Linked DNA regions of Homo sapiens: region 2 is linked to region 1. A link is a loop called in an ENCODE intact Hi-C map of the cell type or tissue named here. Cell type or tissue: transverse colon. All regions are shown on one strand. Links, peaks and the distances in the headings refer to the core of each region. The heading gives the core; the rest is flanking DNA.

Region 1 (8,276 bases), core at 277-8,276:
ACCTGGAGTTCGTTGCCTCACGCCAAGGAAATCAAGGACATGGACACATGTGGAGTGAGGTTAAGAGCGGAGGTTTAATACACAAAAGAAAGAGAAAAGAGAATAGTTGTCTCTCCTGCAGAGAGAGAAAGGTGCCCTACAGGTCTTTGGTTTTGTGGTGAAGTGCATGGGGTTATACAGACTGGCTTGAGGAGATGGTGTTTGATTTACATAGGGGGCAAAGATTGGTTGGACCAGGTGTGACGTTTATGTAGCACATGAAGAAGCTGGCCACCCCACCCTAATCTTATTATGCAAATGCATTTCCTACTTGGCTGGCGCCATGTTGTCTGCTCCTTACTGTGAGCAAGGAAAAGGGCCGATGGAGTTGCCATGTTAAACATGTGTGGCCCCCGGGTAGCCTTTTCCTATTGGCACAACTGCTGATATTCACCCATGCAAGCTTCCAGCTTGCTTATCTGTGTCTGCAGCTCAATTTTACAGACTGCCCTTTGTTAGAAAAGCAATGATTTGGGGGCTGCTTTTCATTAAAAGGAAAACCTTACCGAGGACTTCCTTACCCTTACTACCTGCCTAAATAATTTCTTTTTTTCTTTTTCTTTTTTGAGATGGAATCTCGCTCTGTCACCAGGCTGGAGTGCAGTGGCCTGATGTTGGCTCACTGCAATCTTGGCCTCCTGGGTTCAAGCGATTCTCCTGCCTCAGCCTCCCGAGTAGCTAAGATTACAGGCATGTGCCACCGCACCCAACTAATTTTTGTATTTTTAGTAGAGACAGGGTTTCACCATGTTGGCCAGGATGGTCTCGATCTCCTGACCTCGTGATCCACCCATCTCGGCCTCCCAAAGTACTGGGATTACAGGGGTGAGCCACTGTGCCCAGCCAATAATTTCTTTTTAACTCCTATATCAACAACATGTTGCTAACAGTAAATGGTGAAAAATTTCACATATACAAAAGTTATACAAATAGAAACACTCAAAAACATTATAAACAAATCAAGACAAATTTCTTTAAAAAAATTCAAGTAATCCACAGGAAGACCAGAAAAGGAAAACTGAGCAAGAAACATAGGAAACTGAAAAAAATAAATAAAGTGGTAGACATAAGCACAAACATATGAATAATTACCTCAAATGAAGGCCAGGCATGGTGGCTCATGCCTGTAATCTCAGCACACTTTGGGAGGCCAAAGTGGGCAGATCACCTGAGGTCAGGAGTTCGAGACCAGCCTGGCCAACTTGGTGAAATCCCATCTCTACTAAAAATACAAAAAATTAGTTGGGTGTGGTGTCACGTGCCTGTAGTCCCAGCTACTCCAGAGGCCAAGGCAAGAGAATTGCTTAAACCTGGGAGGTGGAGGTTGCAGTGAGCCAAGATCATGCCACCGTACTACAGCCTGGGCAACAGAGTGAGATCCGTCTCAATAATAATAATAATAATAATAATAATTACCTCAAATGTAAATGGTCTAAGTAAACCAAAAGACAGAGATATTGGGGAAACCAGCCCCCCGATATTCAACGTGGGTCCTTTTCTATTTTCCCTAAGTGTCGGCCAATCTGAGAAATAAAGGGAAAGAGTACAAAAGAGAAATTTTAAAGCTGGGTGTTCAGGGGAGACATCACATATCGGCAGGTTCCGTGATGCCCCTCAAGCTGCAAAACCAGCAAGTTATTATTAGTGATTTTCAAAAGGGGAGGGAGTGTACAAATAGGGTGTGGGTCACAGAGATCACCTGCTTCACAAGGTAATAAAATATCCCAAGGCAAATGGAGGCAGGGCGAGATCACAGGAGCGGGGTGAAATTAAAATTGCTAATGAAGTTTTGGGCATGCATTGTCATTGATAACATTTTATCAGGAGACAGGGTTTGAGAGCAGACAACCAGTCTGACCAAAATTTATTAGGCGGGAATTTCCTCGTCCTAATAGGCCTGGGAGTGCTACGGGAGACTGGGGCTTATTTCATCCCTTATCTACAACTGTAAAAGACAGGCGTTCCCAGAGCAGCCATTTTAGAGACCTCCCTCTAGGAACGCATTCTCCTCAGGGATGTTCCTTGCTAAGAAAAATAATTCAGCAATATTTCTTCTATTTGCTTTTGAAAGAAGAGAAATATGGCTCTGTTTTGCCCAGCCCACAGGCAGCCAGACCTAATGGTTATCTCCCTTGTTCCCTGAACATCGCTGTTATCCTGTTCTTTTTTCAAGGTGCCCAGATTTCAAATTGTTTAAACAATTTGTGCAGTTAACGCAATCATCACAGGGTCCTGAGGCGACATTCATCCTCAGTTTACGAAGATGACGGGATTAAGAGATTAAAGACTGGCATAGGAAACCACAAGAGTATTGATTGGGGAAGTGATAAATGTCCATGAAATCTTCACAATTTATGTTCTTCTGCCATGGCTTCAGCTGGCCCCTCCTTTTGGGGTCCCTGACTTCCTGCAACATCTCTCCCTTTCTTTTTATATAAATGTGCCATGGCGATGAAGGCTTGTTCGTTCTCTCGATTTTGATGCAAGATTCTTTGACTGGTCTGGCACACTAAAAACAAGCCAATTAAACAGAGAAACATAATTCCAAAATTTACTACAGTGGAGCCCCCAATAGACTTAATCCAAGTTGTGGGGTTTAGTCCAGAAAGATTTTCTGCTGCCTGATCTAATGCCTCAGCTCCAGGCACAATGGATAAGTGAGCTTGAGAGGCTGCAAAAATTTGTTTCTTTAATTCAGTTATGTCCAATGATAAATTATCTTCCCTACCCAGAAGGTGTCCTTTGACCATTTCCCATGAAGGATCAGTCTCATTATAGGAATACGGGGTGATACAGAAATCCGAAGTATTCCAATCGCACTGCATTTGCACGCGATGTTCGAGACTCACCACCCTATCTCCAAGCCAAATAACAGACTGTCTTAAATCATTAATTTGATTAGCCAATTTTTGATCAATGCCTTGTTGAGAATTCCACATTTAGGTGGAATTGGCTTGCCAATCATTAACAAAATGAGCCATTTGAATAGAGTGATGTAACGCCATTCCGGCAGTGGTGGCCATTGCAGTGACTGTAATTAGGCCCATGATCACAGAGATTAAAGTGAAAACAAATCTCTTAGATCTTTTTAGAATTTGCTGTAACACTTCATTAATTAAATGTATTGAGGGGGAGGATTCCCAAGCTCTGGGCAAAGTTACTGGAATCCAGATTCCTTCTCGAGCTCGAACCAACATTACACTTTTTCTGGAGTCAAAATGGGAGTTAATACAAGTGTATAAATGACAATTAATGCATTGGATAGTTTGATTGTTCATCAAAATTTTGATATTTCTTGCTAACAGCATGTAAGGAGGCTTAACACAACTCTGTATGGGAACAGTCAGGTTGGAGGTAAGTAAAGCAGAATGTCTGGATCTACGCTGATACTGAGAGAGGGGGACGGTAGTGGAGACAACAGACAGAATAGTTTCCCCTACCCATACTCACAGTCCAGACATGGCAATAGCCAATTTTCAAAGTTCTGGGTGTTCTGGGCTCAGAATGGGGAGTATCATACGAGGCCTCAGTCGGGGGGTAATGCCTTTATCTTCCCATTTTAAGGGAAAGAATGAGCTGAACCTCCTATGCAAAGTAGAATGATGATTCTCATTCTCCCAATAAGAAATAAAATAAGTAGCCTCCAGGCATTCCCTTCCACCAGAGGAGCAATTGTTTTTTAAATAGGCCTTTGGTGTCCAGTCTATTACTAAACCATATGAGTCATTTTTTAATATTACTGCATGTGAGATAACACAGTCTTCCCAAATTAAACTTTTAGATGGGCCCTCAAAATTTTTAGGGCATGGTTTTCCTGCAGGTTTATATTGAAAGTATGGGGTATCTCCAATTACTCCCCCTTTCATTTGTTTTAAAGGAGAAAGGGAGAGGCCAGAGACCAAATGTCCCGGTTCCTCTGTAGCTGATCTCTCTGGAAGATAAGCAGCCCAGATTTGAGTTTCTAGATGGATACAATCAGGTGCATGTCCGAGGCACAGAGGAGGATATTTATAACCCATGGTAACATTAAATGCAGTGCCTTCTTCTCCTGGTTGAGCAGGGCAATGGTCATCTATAGCTCCAGGCATCCACACACTATTATTAGTGTAGATTTCTGCAGGAGCATCTATCCAGGTAAGAGGTCGAATAAGTGGAGGAAAAGGCACATAAGAATAATTATGTGTAGCAGGTAAATCAGTGTGAGAGGAAACTGGTGAGACAGAAAGTATAAGGAGGAGAATCATTAAATAAAACCTACTGTAAGCGAGATTCAGTGCTGAAGGAGGAAGAGAACAGAGGGATGTTATTTTCAGGCTAATAGAAATAGTGAGATTTTTAGGTTTGTAAGGAGAAAAAGAAAGGTAATCAGGAGAAGTGGGATTAGTTAGATGGGTCTCCATTGCCATTAGGGAGGGTTGAATCAGACCCATTGTGATTTGGTGTGCCTGCTTCTGAGGAGTCGGCACAGATCTCACCACGTCTGAGGGCGGTCTCTGACACAGACGTCTTTTCCCTGTGGTTTTCATTGTCAGTATTCACCCGAAGCTTGAGTCTCCTGGTGGGTACCCAGACAGGGGATTGATGATCTCCTGGTGAAATACAAGCATATCCTCTTCCCCACGTTATAATTGTGCCAGGTTCCCAAGTATTACTTTGGGAGTTTTTCCATAACACTGGCTTGCCTTCGTTTAGGGAGAATTTTTTGCCTGTATAATGGCGTTTGGCTGCAGTTAGATTATTATTCTTAGGGACATTTAAAAAATTTAAAGTAAACAATGCCAAATGTAATTGGGAGTGGGGGGTAGTTAAATTATGTTTTTGTTGGTCAGACTATTTGGACAATTGGGCTTTTAAAGTGTGATTGGCCCGTTCCACCACAGCCTGTCCCTGAGGATTGTAAGGGATTCCAGTAATATGGGAAATTCCCCACTGTTGCATAAATAAATCAAAAGCCTTACTAACACATCCAGGGGCGTTGTCTGTCTTAATTTGATATGAAAGCCCCATAACTGCAAAGCAAGAATACAGATGTTTTGTAACATGGGCCGTGCCTTCCCCTGTTTGGCAAGTAGCCCAGTTAAAACCTGAGAAGGTGTCTACAGAAACATGCACATATGACAGTCTGCCAAAGGAGCTCACATGAGTCACAACCATTTGCCATAAAGCATTAGGAATTAGGCCTCTGGGATTAACGCCAGGTTCCTGGTTTAGAAGTACAAAGACTTGACACTGAAGGCAGCTGTGAACAATAAACTTAGCCTGTTTCCAGGTAAGAGCAAATTTATCTTTTAATCCAGCAGCATTGACATGAGTGAGATTATGGAACTCCTGAGCTTCTTGGGTTGCAAAAGAGACCAAACAGTCAACTTTATGGTTACTGGCAGACATGGGTCCTGGTAAACCGGTCCCTCCATTCGGGGTCCCTGACTTCCTACAACACAGAAACTAACCAAATATGTATTAAAAAAAACTAATTATCTGCTGTTTAAAATTCAGTGACATTAGGCAGGTTGGCTGAGGCAGAAGAATCACTTCAAACCCGGAGGTGGAAGTTGCAGTGAGCTGAGACCATGCCACTGCACTCCAGCCTGGGCAACAGAGCGAGATTCCATCTCAAAAAAATAAATACATAAAAAAAATGATACAGAAAGATATACCATGCAAACATGAATTTTAAAATTAAAAGTCTAATAGCTAAAATTGTTAAAAATTTAAATTTATTGTGATATCTATTTCATTCCTGACATTAAGTTAAAATTATTAAAGTGCATTTATTTATTTATTTATTTATTTATTTATTTATTTTTTGAGACGGAGTCTCGCTCTGTCACCCTGGCTGTAGTGATCTCTGCTCACTGCAAGCTCCGCCTCTCGGGTTCATGCCATTCTCCTGCCTCAGCCTTCCAAGTAGCTGGGACTTCAGGCGCCCACCACCACGCCCAGCCAACATCTAAGGCCAGGCATGGTGGCTCACACCTGTAATCCCAGCACTTTGGGAGGCTGAGACAAGTGGATCGCCTGAGCTCAGGAGATTGAGACCAGCCTGACCAACATGGTGAAACCCTGTCTCTACTAAAAACACAAAAATTAGCCAGGCATCATGGTGGACACCTGTAACCCCAGCTATTTGGGAGGCTGAGGCAGGAGAGTCTCTTGAACCTGGAAGGCAGAGGTTGCAGGGAGGCGGAGGTTGCAGGGAGCTGAGGTTGCGCCAGTGTACTCCAGCCTGGGTGACAGAGTCAGACTCCATCTCAAAAAAAAAAAGTTTTTTAAAAAGTAGGCTATATTAATATCTGATCAAGTAGAAGAAGAGCAAAAATATTCCAAAGAAAAAAGACAAAAATAAAGATGAGAGAAAAATAAAATTGAAAATAAGACACTAATAGAGAAAATCAATGAAACAAAAAGCTTTGAAAAAAATTAATATTAATAAAACTTTAGCAAGACTGATAACAATAAAAATATAGAAGATACAAATCATCAATATAAGGAATGAAATAAGGTCTATTACTACAATTCTGCAGTCATTAAACAATAAAAGGGTGATATCACAGAAAATATCACAGTAAGGACCTTTGAAAATTATCTCCTTCATAAAAGCAATTAAAAAAAACTGGCAAAAAGAATTGTCAGAATCAATGTTTTTAGAGCTCTGCAAATTAACCAAAGGGTTGCAACAATTCAGGACACATTAATTCAAAAAAAATGGGTGAATCTTAGAACACTGAACTGAAACTGCCTTTGCAAAAATTAGAAATCTAACCTAACTGATAACATCTTGTTTCTAAACCTCACAAGCTAACTGCCTTTGTTAGCTTTAAAACAAAGATGGTAACAGTCCCTTCCTTGCTATCCCCCTCCTTGCTCAGGACTGAAGTCACTTTTGTAAGACCTATGAAAGACCACAAGATTAGGATTATGGGAGGGGCCTGAATGTTGCTAAAATGTGGGCCTAGTTAAGCGATACCAGCCATTGTTCCCTAGTTTGCCTTTCAATAATTGTTTAGGGCTCTGAAGGTCACAGGATTTGTTTTGTTTGTTTGTTTTAAACTTCCTGTGAACGTTTCTTCTACTTCAAGTAACAAAACCTGTGAAGTTCTATGTTTTCATGTACAGTTATATAATCCTCTGAAATATACAATATACAGAAATCTCTATCAAGTAAACCTAAAGAAACACACTTGATTTTTACGTTTGTGTATTTAAATTAGAAAACAAAACAATAACACACATGCACAAAATACACAATCATTTAAAGTTTTATGAAAATATTTCTAGAGATACACAATAAATTTTTAAAAATTTTTTTACAGTTCAAATTTTAAAAAATTTACTAAAACTCAGTAAGAACTGCAAGAGTCTGTGGTATTTAAAACAAGACCTGCACTGTCTTCCTGCTCCCAGCTCAGCTAGATGGAAACTCAACTCCAGACTAGTACAGCCAAGAACTCAGGGACTCTTTTTTCCTCTCTCCCATGCAAACTGCTAGTCAGAGGGCTATCTTTCCAGGAGGGGCAGGGCATGAGATTTCTCATCCTTCCCCCAGATATTTGTTGCTGTGGCCAAGCTCCAGGTTAGTGCAACAGAGAGAGGTTGGCTCCCTTCCTTTGGCCAGCTCACACTCATGGGATGAAGGCTCTCCCTGTGCAGAAGGATACTGAGAATCCTGGGGTAACAATTGCCTTTGCCCTGGCTTGTGTGGCAAGCTGAGGAGACCCGGTGCTGCTTCCCTCCATCCAGTGAGTGCTCAGCTCTTAAAGCAGGGATGTCACTCAGAAGCTTGCCATTGTCCCTACCCCCAGGACAAGAACAGTGGCTCATAGATTTTGCCCAGGGAGATAAGCAAGCTGTACAACAGAGTTCCAAATCCAATAAAAAAGCAACTGGCTGCAGTTGCAAGAATGTGGAGAAGCTCAAACAGTGCAAGGTGTAGTGACAGGCAGTTGGGAGGAGATTAATAGATTCATTGGAGATATAGGCTAAACTGCAAGCTAGCTATTTTCCAGAAAAAACAAAAAACAAACAAAAAAACACAAAGAGACAGCTTAGAAGAAACTTTCTGGAGTCAGAAAAAAAAAATCTCAAACATATGCAGAGGGAACTATCCTTCCAAAAGACCCCCAGGTTGATTGGATTAGCCTGTGAAGCAATATATGCCCCAGGCTTTGTTGAAAACAATAAAGAAATCAACTGGCAATTACTGAAGCTTAACACCTGGGTATAGTCAAGAAAAAAGA
Region 2 (8,336 bases), core at 219-8,218, 55 kb after region 1:
AATTAGATCATGGATTTAGGAGATCTACCAAAATAAACATACAACTCATTTAACATACAATAAAGCCCAAGCTGACTGGGACACATGCAGCACGGTCTCTCTCTGCCTCCCTTTACTCTAAGAACTCAATGCTAAAATTAAAAGCAATTTCCTATTATGTTGATTGAAAGATTAAGCTTTATATACAGTCATTCATCACTTAACAATAGGGATACCTTCTGAGAAATGTATCGTTAGGCGATGTTCTTCTGCAAACATCAGAGCGTTCTTACATAAACCTAGATAGTACAGCTAACCACACACCTAGGCTATATGGTACAGCTGACCACACACCTAGGCTATATGGAATCATCTATTGCTCCCGGGCTACTAACTTGTACTGCTGTTACTGTACTGAATACTGTAAGCATCTGTAATACAATGGTAAGTATTTGTGTATCTAAAATTAGAAAAGGTAGAGTAAAAATAAGGTAGTATAGTCTTATGGGACCACTGTTGTATATGTGGTCCATCATTGTTAGAAACATCATGTACGGCATTTGATGGTCCTCACATCCAGGTTATCCAGAAGTGTATGAAAAGAAAATGAACTCCTGGGTTTCTGCAATCTCTAAGGTCCTGCAACCACCTCTCTCCCCTGTTTCTATTCCTGGCTCTCTCTCACCTTTTTATTGTATGAACTCCTCAAACACTGAAAAATGATCCGAATATAACTGCAAGTTGCCTGTGATGTTTACAAATTCTTTCCTTTCTTTGTTCAGTTTTGCAAACACTCCAATTTTCATTTCAGCGAAGAAGAGAATTTTCTGCTCAGGTATTTCTTTGAGATTCTATTCTTCAGGGTCAAGAGCAATTCTGAATTCTGAATTCCAATTCTGAGCCAAGATGGACTAAGCTCTTAATTATAATGGGGAGGGAAGGGAAAAGACCACTTCTCTCTTTGTGTCTTTTCATTTTAACCCAGTCACTGAAAAGAGTGAAGGAGGAGGTGGTTGGTTATCAGAGAGCCAGAGCTAAACTGAGCTGCCTAATTTTAACAGCGTCTGAGACATTTCTCACTCTGGCACTCTAAGCAATGCAATAACCCAACTCCTCATGGCCCAAAGCCCCAGACTCTGGTTTTCAGACAAAACAACAACAACAACAACAACAACAAAAACCCACCGTTATGACAGTCCTGCCGCTGAGCTAACCAGAACCTGGCTGCACTACTTTCCATTCACTGCCCAACCCTTTCCTGCCTTGCAGACTTGGAAAGCAAAAATGACATTTTGGAAAACCTGGTTCACCTTCCCAGCCAGAAGTGCAGAACTGCATGCCTCAACCTCCAACTTCGGACAGGCCTCCTGACAGCGAAGATCAGAGGCTCAGGGCACCCCGGGGCCCCTCAGGCAGGGAACGTGCATTCCCACCCCTGACTCCCCTCGCACCGAAGCTGCACATGCTCCTTCTTCCCTGCCTTCCTCTGCATGCTCCTTGGACCCAAGCTGAACCCTTTCTTCCTCTCTCCATCTACAATTACAAACGCAAATTCTCAGCCAAGGATGAAAGAAGTAAATTGTAGGCTCGCACAATATCAATAATTCCGCGGGTCACAGCATCCCGCACAAGGACGCCTTCTTATTGCATAATTAACGCGAGGAAGGCTCTTCCCGCTACTCCCGCGAACTAGGGAGGTCTTCAAGTCGCCAAAACACACCGGGATGTGGCTCGCCAGGACAAAACCCGCGGGTTCCCCGGTTTTTCCGTGCGCCCCGCGGCGGGGAGAGGGGCCCAGGCGCTGAAACCCACCCGCCTGCGCGTCCCCGAGCTCACCCTACTGGAGCGGCGCTCGTCCGGGTCCTTAGGCTCCTCCCCTGGCCCTGGGGGCGCCGCGCGGGTCGGGCTTCGCCGGGCCTGTGGGCGAAGCGCGCGGGGTCCTGGGAGCTCGGGAGGCCCGCCCCACCTTGCCCCGAGGCCTCCGCGCCGCGGCCCGTCGGGTCCCGGGATGTGGCGGCGGCGGCAGCGGAAGTAAGGAAGACGCCCGGCGCGCTAGACCGGCTTTGGGGGCCAGAACGCCGGCACCGCCTCACGCGGCCCCCTCGCGCCTATCCGGCCGTGCGCGCCGCCTGCCCGCGCGCGTCCCCGCCGCCGTCCCCGGCCGTGCGCGTTCCAGCGGGTCGCGGGGAGTGGGGAGGGGCGCGGCCGCGGGACCCCAGGCCCGGATCCCGAGTCTCCCTTTCTGCCGCTGCAAAAGCGTTCTTTCTGACCGAGACCTGCGGCCGGAACAAGTCCCGCTGGGCCTCCATCCAGAAAACAGGTTCGCTTTTTGAGAAAGAAAAAAAATCCCAAACTTGGAAAAAGGCAAAAAACCAAACCAAAACAACAACAAAGTCACACACACACACAAAACCACCTTGGAAAAATACAAAAAATAGATAAGTAAATTTCTTAAATCCCCAACTTGGAAAAAGGCCACTTGCTTGCGTTAAGGGTAACTTCTAGCATTTTCTAATAAGCCTACTTAGTAAAAGGGGGACGTTCTATTCTTTAAAGAACCCCCTTGGCTGTCCGGGTTGGGGATGTAACTGTTGTCTAGGTACAGTGGATTAACGAAGGACAATGATAACGGCCTGACCAGTTTACAGACCTGAAGAATTGTAACTTCTTAACCTGCAGAAATGGATAAGGCCTGAGTCAACCTCAAAGGTATTGGGATTTTATTGCCCCAAAGAAGATAAACTAGTTTTATTTTTATACAACCTACATGTTTGTTAACTACCCGACTATATCTGTGTCTATTTAGCAAACAAGTAAAATAGATACGTGTATGTATACACACACACACACACACACACACAATTTTTCAAAGCTTTCAAGGAACAAGCGTTTTTGTTTTTGTTTTTTTTCTTTTTTATTGGTTCCCTCCTTAATGAGTTAATAATATTGAGGGAGCTGGCTGTTTGAGTATTTCACTTCTAGCCCCATTACTAATCATGGTTTAAAGGTTCTGTCCCTCATGCAGAAGACGTTTACTGAGCCCTTTTTTGGGGCCCTGTGGTTGAGATGAGACATTGGGTTTCCCTTTGAGGATTTGAATCGATACACGTGCACGGCAGAAAAGAAGTAAGTAAATGTGAAGCTTGGATGTGATGCAGCATATTATGCAGGATTTAAGGATCAAGGCTCTGGGAATCAGACCACGTGGATTCAGAGCCTTAGTCACTGCATATGACTGTTGACCTTGTCACACTCTCATCTCTCTGTGTCCCAGTCTTCTCATCTACAGAATGTGGTACTAGGCCGGGCGTGGTGGCTCACGCCTGTAATCCCAACATTTTGAGAGGCGGAGGTAGGTGGATCACCTGAGGTCGGGAGTTCGAGACCAGCATGACCAACATGGAGAAACCCTGTCTCTAATAAAACTACAAAAAAAATTAGCCAGGAGTGGGGGCACGTGCCTGTAATCCCAGCTGCTCGGGAGACTGAGGCAGGAGAATTGCTTGAACCCAGGAGGCGGAGGTTGCGGTGAGTCGAGATCTCGCCACTGCACTCCAGCCTGGGCAACAAGAGTGAAACTCCTTCAAAAAAAAAAAAAAAAGTGTGGTACTAAAGAATATTGTAGAGGATGCATTTAAAATACAAAGCACAGTCATCCCGCAGTAGTAAACACTGCAACAAACACACACTATTGTCACTGTTATTACTGCATTCCCAAGATACTGTTCAAAACTTTAAAAGATGGAGTTTGTTCTAGAGGCTTACACATTGACAACTAAGGTAACTGAGGTTTTTTGGTTTTTTTTGTTGGAGTTTTTCAAAATAGTTCCTCTTTTTTTCCTATAAATGAATGTCTAGGAAAATATTAGTATTTAGTCTTTTTTTTTTTTTTGAGACGGAATCTCGCTCTGTCGCCCAGGTTGGAGTGCAGTGGTGCCATCCCAGCTCACTGCAACCTCTGCCTCCTGGGTTCAAGTGATTCTCCTGTCTCAGTCTCTCAAGTAGCTGGAATTACAGGTGCGTGCCACCACACCCGGCTAATTTTTGTATTTTTAGTAGAGACGGGGTTTCACCATGTTAGCCAGGCTGGTCTCAAACTCCTGACCTCAAGTTATCCACCCGCCTCAGCCTCCCAAAGTGCTGGGATTACACGTGTGAGCCAAATATTTAGTCTTTGTAGCAGGAGGATTGTTTCTAAAATAGCAGTTCGCAAAGAGTGATCTCCAAAAAGTGGATCTTTAGGAGTCTCCAAGATCCTTTCAGAGGATCTGCAATGACAAAACTGTTTTCATAGTTGAACTGGGACATTATTTGTCCTCTTTACAATGTAGACATTTGCTCTGATTGTGCAAAAGTAAGCACAAATCCCAGCAGTGGGACAACACCAAATCAGTAGTAACTGCATCCTTCACCACCATGCACTTGCAGTAAAAACAAACACAAAGTGTCACTGAAGAATGTCCCCCGTGAAGCAGTCATGTCCCTCATGACAGGGTGGGAAATGCACAGAAACAATCCTGCTGCATCCCAAGGATGATGGTTGCTGAAGGCCGTGCCATTGTGCAATGGCCTGCAATGCACAAGCTGCAGCTCTTTTTTATGGAACGCCAGTTTTACTTGAAAGCAGAACTGACAGACAAACTGCAGTTACCCAGATTTGGGCATTTGGCAGACATTTCCTCCAAAATGAATGACATGGGCCTGTCACTTCAAGAAAAACAAATGATAGTGTTTGTTGTCTGTGATAACATTCAAGCTTTCAAGTGAAAAATCAGACTTTTGCAAAACCTGTATCCATCACTGTAAGTTTGACAGCTTCCCAATATTTAAAGATTTTTCTGATGAGATCAGAAGTAGTACTAACAACTAGTTGTAAAAAAATATTGTATAGTGATCAACCAGTTGTAGTGTAATAAGAAATATGTATTTGGCCTTTGACCCTGGTTCCTGACTGATACAGTTTGGCTGTGTCCCCACCTAAATCTCAGTTGTAGTTTCTGTCATCCCCACGTGTCATGGGAGGGACCCTGTGGGAGGTAATTGGATCCTGGGGGCAGTTACCCCCATGCTGCTGTTCTCCTGATAGTGAGTGAGTTCTCATAAGATCTGATAGTTTTATAAAGGGCTTCCCCCTTCACTCAGCACTCATTCTCTCTACTGCCGCCCTGTGAAGAGGTGCCTTCCACAATGATTGTAAGTTTCCTGAGGCCTCCCCAGCCATGTAGAACTGTGAGTCAATTAAACCTCTTTTCTTTATGAATTACCCAGTCTTGGGCATTTTTTCATAGCAGTGTGAGAATGGACTAATACACTGACATAAAGCACTTAAATCCCTTGGAGTTTCCTGGGTGATAGGAGTATCTTTTGTTCTAATGAAGCAACTCTTGCTGGGCCCCTAAATATTTTCAGATGGAGACTGGTCACTGGAAAAACCAGGCCTCGTATGGAAGCCTCCAATTTTTTGCCCTATACCCAGTCCTCTGGAGAGATGAGAGGGGCTGGAGATTAAGTTAATAATGGATCATGTCTGCATGATAAAGCCTCCATGGAAACCTCTAGACCACAGAGTTCAGAGAGTTTCCAGGTTGGTGAACACATTCAGGTCCTGGGAGAGTGGTGTGCCCAGTGAGAGCAGGGAAGCTCTGCACCCTTTCCACTTACCTTGCCCCATGCATCTCTGCCATCTGACTGTTCCTGAGTTGTATCCTTTATAACAGGACATAAACTGGACATAGTAGGACATAAACTGTCTTCCCAAATTCTGTGAGCTATTCTATCAGATCACCAAACAGGAGGGAGGGAGTCATGGAACCCCTGATTTATAGCCAAGCTGGAAAGAAGTGGGATAATCTGGGGACCCAATTCTTGCAACTGGCATCTGAAGTGAGGGAAGTCTTGTGAGACTGAGCCCTGAACCTGTGGAGTCTGACTGTAACTCCAGGTAGTTAGTGTCAGGATTAAGTTGAATTGTAGGACAGCCAACTGGTGTGTGGAGAATCAGATAAATGGTTGTTGGTGTTGGAAAACATGCCAAAGTGATGAGTTTTAATGTCACCAAATATAAAATATTTATTGATAGGGTTTTGGATTCCACATTGTACTAACCTTTAGACGGCTACCACTTGTTGGGTTTAGGTGTGGAAACTCAAAATACCCCCAAATTATCTGAAAAGATTTAAATATTTCTTCCTTTTTCTACTTATCTGTGTGAGGAAGGAGTTTCTTCATATTCTTTGACCAATATATTGCAACAGATTGAGTGCGAAGAGAAGTATATGATTCCAGCTGTCTTCTATTAAGCCAGACATTAAAGAGATTTGCAAAAGGGTAAACAATGCCATATTTTTGTTTTGAAAAACATAGCTGTTTTTCCTTAAAGTATGCTATTTAAAGTAACATATAATGGGAATATTCATTTTCTAAAATGGATTACTAAAGGTTTTTAATTTCTCATGTTATAAGTATAGATGGATATCATCCAGATTAACAAAAGCTCTTTGGGTTCCTTGATAATTTTTAAGAGTGTAAATGGGTTCTCAGGAAAAAATGATTGAGAACTTCTGTTCTCAAAGAAACCCAAATTCTTAATAGTAAAAGGAAAATATACCAGGTTCTTTAACAACCCGCTACTCCCACCCCACCCACTATGAAGTGAATATTTCTGTTTTGAACCAAACCAAGGCCCTTCCTGAAAGTGGAATAATAGAACAGATGCATCTAGAAAAACCAATATATCTCTTACAGGGATGGGGTCATGTGGAGAACCATCTCCTACACAGGTAGGGATTTGCCAGTTCCCCTCAGCATTCTAAGACAATTTGATAAATTTCTCCCCTATTCTTCATTTTGGGTTCAACCTGTATGAACTCAGGGTCCTTTAGTGCTAGGTGCTAGAATCTGACTTTGTTTTCCCTCCGGCCTCTTCCCCAGCTCCTAGCTGTGCTACAGAGAAGCTCCTGCAGTTTCCATGTCAGCCACAGGAGGGGACAATTCCTAGAATCCTGGCCCTCCTAGTCCTGAACTCTCCTCTCAGTATACACAGTGGCTACCAGTCACTCAGGCTTTCTTGGGGTTCCTTTAAGAAGTGGGTTTGGAAATGACTTCTTGGCCACTCTTGGCAGTAAATGTAATAGAAAATTGCAGAGAGTACATATCTCGGTTCCTTTCTCTGAGCACACTGAAAATTTCCATTTGGCTCACTTGGTGGGTATATGAGAAGCTTACCAGAGTTGAAATGAGACTCTGTCCAGGGTAAAGTTGTAGAACTGTAGGGACCGCAGCCAGGCATCTCTGTGTTGTACCATAACTGAGAAATGTTCAGCCAGAGGGCCCTTTTCAGTAGACGTAGAGTTGGAGGCAGGGATTACAAACCTACAGAAGTTGATTTCCCTTTCCTATTTATAGATGGCAATGCAGTTCAAAGACTTTTTGTTTTTAAGTAGGAGATGGCTGAATGAAACAAGCTGGATTCCATACTCTAGCCCTTGGAAACCTTTGGTGTGTTTATTACAGTCTTAATGGGGAGCTGTTTTGCCTTGTTAAGAACTTCTAAATTATCCAAAACATAATAGGGCTGCACATTTGAAAAAATTAGACAAGAGGAATTATTTCATATTTTAAGCCCAAGAGACATCTTCAATACCTACGTTTAATTTTTATTTTCACTAGAGATGATGTTTTGCTATGCTGCCTGGGCTGACCTTGAACTCCTGGCCTCCAACCATCCTCCTGCCTCGGCCTCCCAAAGTGCTGAGATTACAGGAGTGAGCCACCATGCCCTGCCAAGCCCTACATTTTGAATTCCTGAAAATATATTTTAACACTTACCAAAATAAGAAAATTTTAAAAAGTGCTGAATTCTTGAGGTGAGATCACAGACACCTCCCACTGTCAAGTTAGACTACATTCCCAGTGGAATTGGCTAAGGATACAAAATTATGCTGTAAGTAAGGTGACTCCACAGAGTTTGTTTGGGCTGCATGACTGGGTTCTGGCCAGTGAGATGTGCATAGATGTGATCTAAGCCACCCCTAGGGCTCACCCTTAAGAACATACCTATGATCCTGAAGTTTTCTTCCTCTGATATGTGCCATGTGTTCTAGAAGGTGGACGCACAAGATGAAAGCAGCTGTGATCCCTACATCACCATCTGGAGGAAAGTTGCATTATCCTCATGGAATGTGATGAGCAAGTAGTTGATACCTATTGTTTTAAGCCAAGGATAATTCAGGACATATGATTTACACAGCACAGCCTGCCCTAATACAGGATACCAGTTCAGTGATGAAAACACTGGACAGAAAGTCAGGAGGCTTGTGTTCTATGATGTTGAACTATAAGAATTTGTTGGTTTTTAA

Evidence for each region. Peaks named below come from ENCODE experiments on the same cell type or tissue, not always from the same donor. Only the 100,000 strongest peaks of a DNase experiment are listed, where the experiment ranks them.
Region 2: it touches region 1 in a loop (20-fold over the local background); 2 of 110 quality-filtered maps call a loop at or near these places.

What each region holds. Positions count from the first base shown.
Region 1 is chr2:100,360,494-100,368,769 of GRCh38, forward strand. No RefSeq gene overlaps it. Among named protein-coding and RNA genes, the nearest start is that of LONRF2, 42 kb to the left of the region's middle. In transverse colon, for the core only: no CTCF peak of the experiment used is centred there; no DNase peak of the experiment used is centred there.
Region 2 is chr2:100,415,559-100,423,894 of GRCh38, forward strand. CHST10 (carbohydrate sulfotransferase 10) reads right to left here and starts at 2,110. Exons shown (of 7, transcript NM_004854.5): 1 at 1,816-2,110. RefSeq lists silencers at 1,606-1,755, 1,766-2,215. In transverse colon, for the core only: a CTCF peak has its summit at 6,946; no DNase peak of the experiment used is centred there; H3K4me3 peaks cover 1,946 bases; H3K27ac peaks cover 1,283 bases; H3K27me3 peaks cover 2,670 bases.